Regions from separate parts of the Homo sapiens genome. Here region 2 is linked to region 1. Evidence: chromatin contacts called from ENCODE Hi-C or POLR2A ChIA-PET data. All regions are on one chromosome and are shown on one strand. Each heading gives the region's core, a stretch centred on a gene start or an enhancer-like site at or near the end of the contact. The rest is flanking DNA. Distances are from core to core; before and after follow the strand shown. Region 1 has its middle 19 kb from the start of FSTL1. Region 2 overlaps FSTL1 (follistatin like 1).

Evidence for each region. Hi-C counts contacts between places; a loop is a spot of excess contacts on that map. ChIA-PET counts read pairs that join two places held with the same protein, here RNA polymerase II (POLR2A). Pooled maps may share reads with other maps.
Region 2: a loop to region 1 is called in a map of PC-9, with 7 times the contacts of the local background. The contact joins two enhancer-like sites. A Hi-C loop is called at or near these places in 10 of 168 maps with a recorded cell type or tissue (PC-9, aorta, ascending aorta and 6 more) and 8 of 50 pooled maps. POLR2A ChIA-PET finds 5 or more read pairs at or near these places in 7 of 52 experiments (AG04449, AG04450, BJ and 4 more).

What each region holds. Positions count from the first base shown.
Region 1 is chr3:120,467,961-120,471,943 of GRCh38, forward strand. No RefSeq gene overlaps it. Among named protein-coding and RNA genes, the nearest start is that of FSTL1, 19 kb to the left of the region's middle. RefSeq lists an enhancer at 1,848-2,769. Within about 2 kb of position 1,716, at least 6 of the 41 ENCODE cell types and tissues checked have a DNase peak (open chromatin) inside an H3K27ac peak, as active enhancers do; they include PC-9 and heart right ventricle, where a contact is called at or near this core.
Region 2 is chr3:120,433,670-120,437,652 of GRCh38, forward strand. All of the region lies in intron 2 of FSTL1 (follistatin like 1), which reads right to left. It overlaps LOC124900546 (a long non-coding RNA gene), which reads right to left. Exons shown (of 2, transcript XR_007096030.1): 1 at 1-3,983. Among named protein-coding and RNA genes, the nearest start is that of FSTL1, 15 kb to the right of the region's middle. Within about 2 kb of position 2,027, at least 8 of the 41 ENCODE cell types and tissues checked have a DNase peak (open chromatin) inside an H3K27ac peak, as active enhancers do; they include PC-9 and heart right ventricle, where a contact is called at or near this core.

The DNA.
Region 1 (3,983 bases), core at 466-2,965:
AGGTGTTTGAGTGACAGTGATAGATGGCAGACTGCATGAGTGGAGGAGTGACTGGAAAGTGGGGGAGCAAAGCTATGTGTGGATGAGAATTTGAAAAGGGAGCTGGGTCTTTTGAAGCCTTTTTTAGGGTAGGAGAAGATGTGGGTGTATTTATAGGTGGGGAGGAAGTAGCTCTTGGAAGGGTGAGATTCAAAATAAAGACAAGAGAGCAAGGCCTGGGAAGAGGTATGAGGGATCAGGTTTGAGGCCCACGTAGGGGAAGGTTACCCCGGTACAGGAGGGCTGAAAGCTCTGCCTCTGGGACAGGCAAGAAGGAGGGAAGTTAGGGCCATGATAGTTAAGTTTAGAGGAAGAGGGGAGAGAAGTTAAGGAGTTGCTGTCTGACAGCATATTTTCTTTGGGAAAAATGATCTCAACTGCTGAGATTGAGGCAGACAACTGAAGAAAGGGCTTATGGAGAGAGTGTGGAGCTGTCAACATGAAGAATAAAAAAGAGTATTAAATGGGGATCAGTGAAATCATTGCCAGTTAGGGATGACGGTCAAGGTGGAGAGAAAATGGGGATAGAGAGAGAGCCGTGAGTTAATAAAGGTTTTTGAAGTGGGGAGCAGTGTCATGACAAAGGGATTTTAGGAAATTTTAAAAAGTGGTGGTATACCAGATGGTAGAAATTAGCTTTCTCACATTCTAGGGTGATTGGTAATGGCATGGAGGAGAGATGTCCAGCAGGGACCTTTTGAAGGAAGACCATCTGCACCTTTATAATAAGGAAGATGCCTGGAAGGCAGCAGGAGCTTCTTGGGACTCCTTTGCATTTTGTTGTTGCCGGTGTTGCCTAGGAAAGTTCTGCACCTTGGTGATAAAAACTGGTTCTGGTTTCCATTTTTCCCATACTTGTGAGCCGACCTCATAGTGTTACTTTGGAGACACCAGCACGAGCCAGCTGTCCCCCCTCCTCAGAGATCTGAGTTTCAGCTACGTGGGTCCCTCCTCTGAGTTCAGAGGCACCAGCAGTGACAAAGAGCCCCCAGCCTGGCTTCAGCTCAGCAGGGCCTCCCTTCTAAGCTTCTAGATCCAGATCATGCTGCCTCTTCCCTTAGTTCCCCTAGCCCTGGGAATGGTGGCTGCTTCTTGCAATTACATGTATTCACACTTTACCTGGATAGTCTTCCAATACCTGTTTAACCAGTTTCTTAAGTTAAATTCTTTCTGAAAAAAAATTAACTGGTTTGGCTTTTGTTTTGAGACAGGGTCTTGCTCTTGTTGCCCAGGTTGGAGTGAAGTGGCATGATCTCGGCTCTCTGCAACCTCTGCCTTCTGGACTCAAGCAGTCCTTTCACTTCTGCCTCCCATGTAGCTGGGACTACAGGTTGCACCATCATGCCCAATTAATCTTTGTATGTTTTGTAGAAACAGGGTTTTGCCATGTTGCCCAGGCTGGTCCTGAACTCCTGGGCTCAAGCAATCCCCCCGTCTCAGCCTCCCAAAGTGCTGGGATTAGAAGCATGAGCCACTGTGCCTGGCCTGTTTTCTTGATTAAACCCTTATTATTAGCGTCACTTAGTTTTCTAGGGCTGCCGGACCAAGTACTGGGTTACTTAAACAGTAGAAATTTATTGTGTAGCAGCTAGAAGCTTGAAATTATCAAGAGACATTGGAACCAGGGTGATTCCATCTTGAATAAGGGTTGAGTGAAAAGAGGGTGAGACCTGCTGGGCTGCATTCCCAAGATGTTACACATTCTTACAGGATGAGATAGAAGGTCAGTAGAACTGGTTTCACAAGATAAGTCACAAAGACACCGCTAATAAAACAGAATGTGGTAAAGAAGCCAGCCAAAGCCCACCAAAACCAAGATGGTGACAAAAATGACTTCTGGTTGTCCTCACTGCTCATTATATTATAATTATAATGCATTATCATGCTAAAAGACACTCACCAGCGCCATGACAGTTTACAAACGCCATGGTAATGTCTGGAAATTACCTTATATGGCCTAAAAAGGGAAGGAACCCTCAGCTCCAGGAACTCCCCACCCCTTTCCTGGAAAACTCATGAATAATCCATCCCTCGTTTAGCATATAATCAAGAGATAACCATAAGTGTACTCAGTCAAACAGCCCATGCCACTGCTTTGCCTATGGAGTGCCCATCCTTTTATTCCTTTACTTTGAATAATCTTGCTTTCACTTTACTCTGTTGGCTCACACTTGAATTCCTTCCTGCACAAAGCCAAGAACCCATGTGGCTCCCAGGCCGAACTCCAATTGTGAGGTCCACCCTGTGACAAAAATCACAGTATAAGCAGGGTTGGTTCCTTCTGAGGGCTGTGAGGGAGGAATCTGTTTCAGGCCTCCATCCTTGGCTTATAAATGGCAATCTTCTTCCTGTGTCTCCATGTTCCATTTCTACCTGTCTCCAAATTTCCCCTTTTCATAAGGACACCAGTCATATTAGATTAGTGCTCACCCAAAAAACCTCACTTCAACTAGATCACCTCTGGAAAGACCCTATGTCTAAATAAGATTACAGTTTGAGGTACTGGGGTTTAGGACTTTAACATATAAATATTGGGGAGTGAATGGGCATAATTCAATCCGTAACATCCACCTTCAGCCCGTAATGAACAGAAATTAGAGAAAACTGTGCTTAAATTAACCACTTCTAGGTTGGTGTACTTGGGCAAGTAGCTTAATCTCTCAAAGCCTCCATTTTAATCCTTTATAAAATGGATATGGTAATTCTTATTTCAAAGATTAGATAGTACTTTTTTTTAATTCCAAATTCTTCTCTTTCTCCTTTTTTATTTTCCAGGAGAAGGTAGAACACGTTGCTCCTCCTCTTGCCCTGCTCACTCTCTTATTCTTACTCTATTTAGATTAAAAAGAAAATAAAGTTTGTTTGCTCATAATTTACTTTGAGCCTTGACTGACAAGGGCTGTACTGATCTCTGGAAATCCATACCTCCACTCCCAGCTCTGCAACCTCTCATTCTAATTTAAGTGCTATCATCAGGGCTTCCTCCCTGCCTGCCTTTGCTCTGTAACTCATTTCTCTCTTCCCTTTGGCACAACCCAGGCGTGGGCTCTATTAGAAACACCTCTTTGCCAAGCAAATCCTGGCCAAGTTTCTCATTGCTAACTGCACTCCTGCCTCTCCATGGAGAGTGCTTTTCCACACACCACGTTGTTTAGAAAGCCTTGTTCCTGGAAGCTGACAAGCTGTGAGTTGCTTAAAATGTAGTAATTTACCTGTGAATAACAAAACTAAATATAGTCATGCAATATACAGTATTTGGAAACAGAAGAGCATTGTTTAAACAAGATTTTGAATAGTTCCCTCCTTAGGAATATGGTAAATGGCCTCAGCAAAATCTGTATTTTATATTTTGAAAAGAAATAGGATTTTTTCTCAAATTTTAATGTGAATAGGAATTACCTGGGCATCTTGTTAAATGCAGCTTCTGATTCAAAAGTTCTGGGGTAGAGCAAAAGATTGGTCTGTGCATCTAAAATTTTCCCAGGTGATGTTGCTATATCTGCCCACCAACAACACTTTGAATAGCAGAGCTTCAGAGATCATAGGACAGAGCTTCTCAATCCTGACTACACATTAGAATCATCGGGAGTTCTTTTAACAAATATCAATGCCTGGTTTCCAACATCCAGAGGTTCTGATTTAATTAATCTGTGATCTGAGTCTTACACTCAGGTTACTGTCTTTTTTTAAAGTGATTCTAATATGCAGCCCAGGTGGAGAATCATTGCTCTAGTCCATTGCTCTTTAACTTTAATATGTATAGAATAGCCTGAGGATCTTGTTAAAATGCATACCCTGATTCAATAGCTCTGGGCCAGAGCCCAAGATTCTGCATTTTTAAAATGCTTTTAGGTCATACTCAGGCTGCTGGTTAACGGACCACATTTTTGAGTAGGAATGGTCTAATTCGGCATTTCTCAACCTTGACACTATTGACATTTGGG
Region 2 (3,983 bases), core at 777-3,276, 34 kb before region 1:
TTTAGAGGAAAATAGAGTATGTATGACAGAACTCTGGGAGAGAGGGCACCACTTAGATTGAGTGGTCAGGGAATGCTTTCTTGAGCTGGGACCTGAAGGATGAGAGCAATTCAGACGAAAGTAGAAAAGTGCAAAGGTTCTGAAGCAGGGTGGAATTTGTTACATTCCTGGAACAGAGAAAAGGCCAGTGTAGCCATAGCACTGGGTCCAAAAGCCAGAGCAGCAAGAGGTAAGCTGGGAAAAGCTGGCAAGGGGTAGAGCATGTAGGGTTTTAAAGGTACTGATAAGTCTGTATTTTATTCTTAATGCAATGGATGTCACTGGGGGGTTTTGCTCAGGGAGTGGCATGATCAGATATGTGTTTTACAAAGATTACTCAGGCTGTCCTGTACAGAAAGAGCCAGGTCGCAGGAGAGAGAAAGCGGAGAGCAGCTAGGTGCTATTGCAATAGTCCAGGCACAATGATGGCAGCTTGGCTAGGGTGGTGGCGGTGGGGACAGAGGACAGTCAATGGAGAGGTGATACATTCTGACAGTACAGAAGGCAGGACTTGCTGATAGACTGGGTATGAACAGAGAAAGTGAAAAATAAAAGAGAAAATTCCTGGGTACATAAGTTGATATCCAAAAGCCCAGCCAGTTCTGGGTAGGTGTGCACATGGCCATGCTGATGGTCCATTCTAGAGTCACTACCAAGAGGATCTTCTCTGAGACAGGCTCTGGGTCCAGACAAGTCCCTTGCCTTCCTGAGGAAACTTAGTTTATGAGGTGAGTTCAGCAAGGCCACTAAGACCTGGGGTCACATATAAATAGATCCTGTTCATGGGAAGTCTGTCCATGGAACACTAGCCTTGAAATATTTATGGCCTTTTTTGAAATGGTGTTCTGTGGTAAAATGTTTGGGAAACATTACTTATTATACTTCCTTCTAGAGTCATAAACGCACACGAACTTTGTAAAACTCTGGAACATCCTCTAACTAAAAAACCATTTAACCCAGCACATATATGGACTTCACTCACTACACACTTTGGGTCTAGGCTCTTCATGTCTCTCCCTATGGTGTTATTACCGTTCCTTGGAATTCAAGCCATAACAACAAGGAGAACAATAGCAACTACTATTTATTGAGTACTTACCTTGTGGGAGGCACCTTTGTAGACATCATCTCCCTTGCCACACACTATGTACAGGTGCCATTTTAATTTACAGCTTTAATTATCATTTGTGAGTTGTGCTTACAGAGCATACATTTACTTACAAAAAACAGCCAGGCACGGTGGCTCATGCCTATAATCCCAGCACATTGGGAGGTTGAGTCAGGGAGCTCACATGAGGTCAGGAGTTCAAGACCAGCCTGGCCAACATGGTGAAACCCCATCTCTACCAAAAATACAAAAATTAGCCGGGCGTGGTTGCAGGCACCTGTAATCCCAGCTACTTGGGAGGCTGAGGCACGAGAATTGCTTTAATCCAGGAGGCAGAGGTTGCAGTGAGCCGAGATCCTGCCACTACACTCCAGTCTGGGCGACAGAGCGAGACTCTGTCTCAAAACAAAAACAAACAAACAAAAAACAGTGATATATCTTTTCTGATCATATACATCTGCAGTGTTCACTCACAGTATTTTCTCATGAAGCACTTAACAGAAATTCTTCACTCAATTGCCTCATCTGCATTTGCTTAACCCACTAAAATTAACAGAGTTTCCCACGTGCATCACCACCTCCCTTCTTCCAGTCTTCCTCATCACTATTTTCCTCCTCCTTATTTGTTCTACCCACTTCTAGGACAAGAACCATTTGGGGACAGTTCATTACATGCTTTGAACACTCTTAGGCTTACAATTCCTAACTTTTGTCTCTTTCTCAGAGACTGTCATGACTTTCTGAATATGGCTACTGTCACATCTGAGCCCACAGACTGGCAGTCTAGAGCCTCAGCTATCTATCTGAGCCCCAAATACATGCACACACTTCAGCCTAGGCAGAGAAAAGACTTTTTCCTGGAGTCAGAGTCAAACAACAAATCACTGGAGAATGAGGAAGTCTTTACATTCCAGGCCACTGTAACATGAGTAATTTCAGTCACTACACGACAATGCCATTTACACTGGGCAAAATAATTATAGCATTACCTGGAAAATAACCCAATCAACCAACGGAAACACAGCCACTGGGGAGGAACCCAGCTTGCTCTCTAATCCACACAGCAATTCCATGGAGCAACTTAAACAGGAAATGAAGAGACTTCTATTTGATCAAATGTGTATGGGGAATTTGGAGGAAAAACGCAATTACCTAAGCTGTAAAATGACCAACATAGTGGGGTAGTCATCCTCAAGCGCTGGTTGTTTTTACAGGATTTCATATCCCTATCACAGTTTATTTTTGTAAAAAAAAAAAAGTATCTAAAATAGGACACGTAATAAACAAAAACAACCCCAACATGGTTTCTTATTATCTAGCTTATATATGTTCCTTTGTAGAAAATGAAAAAACACAAAGACTCTTCTCCAATTGTATCTGTAAGAGGAAGCGGTTAACTTTGTAACTATCCTTTAAAACAACATGGTCCACAAGTAGCTTGGGGAGTTTTATTAAGAAATAAGTCTGCAGTGAGTACTGAAATTATTATACCCAACATTTAGCCAAGACTTGAATGTCTGGCCTCTACTCAAAACATTTCCCAGTCCCATTCTCCCTTCTAGTTTCATCTCCCAAGAAAGGAGATTGAGAAACCCAAAATGGACTCACACCTGAAGTGTGTTCCTACTGGGAACTGGGGTTTTCTTTGATCACTATCAAGCCCTTGGTGCCACACAGAAAATTACCCTTCTGTGGAACAGGAGGCAGACACCAATTAATGCATAAAGTGAATGTCTTTCTCCTTAAAATAAATAGCTAAACCAGAAAATCTGCATCTCTGCATGTGGCTGTCAGCAAGACCAAGGCCACATAGGATAAGAAAGGAAAGAAAATAGAAAATGTCAAGGAGGGAAAACTAGAGGAAGGGGAACAAAGCACAAACAGACACATTCCTGAAAGACTGCTGGGACTCTAGGGAGAAGCCAGGTGAATTTCCTGCTTCTGATATAGGACTCAGCCTGTCCCTGTAGCACCATAATTATAGCACATAGTGCAAAACCAGGGATGGTGGTGCCCTGGGAGAAGCGAAGCTGCGTGCTCCGAGTATTTGTGAATGACTGGCAAGCATACATCTGCCTCCATCCCAAAGCAAGTTTTGTGAGCTCGGCTGGGCCACCAAGAAGCCATGCTGGGCCCTCCTGGTAGGGACCCTGACAGTAAAGGGAACTCAGTATGTCTGAGTCTTTGCTCAGGGTGAGCATCTGTATTTCTGTTTCAATAGTGTTTAGCCTCTCTGATAGAAATTCCACTGTATCAATTTCACACTACAGTTTAGGTGAGCCAGGTATATGTGTGAAGGGGATCAGAAATTTCTCGGACCATCTTTGAGGTCCCGTCCATTTTCTTTTTCTCTGTCACAAATGTTATGCCACAAACTACAAACTTGGGCCCTCTCAATAGCTAAAAATACATGTAATTAGCCCAACCCTTACAGAAGCTAATAGGATATGTTGGCTGTGGGATTAGGGAGGGAAAACCTATGTCTTATTTTTGGAATATGGTAGGGAATGAGTGAATGAATGACATGCACTTATTAAATTCATTAACAGGCAAACTTCACACCATAAAAATAAGCACTGGTTTATGTGCCTAGGCTTAGAAAGAAATCAGGGCAGTATAACATAAGTCAAACACTAAACTAAATTAAAACAAAACAAATTCCACAGGAATTTTTGTGAGAAAAGTCTCACTATTAGAGCTATAGGGAGATGGCCATGTTCTCCTAGTGGTGAAATTTAAGTCAGTGTCTATTTGTGTGTGTGTGTGCATGTCTCCTTGTGTATTCTGTATGTACACAGACACATATCCATGCACACACACACACACACATATAGTC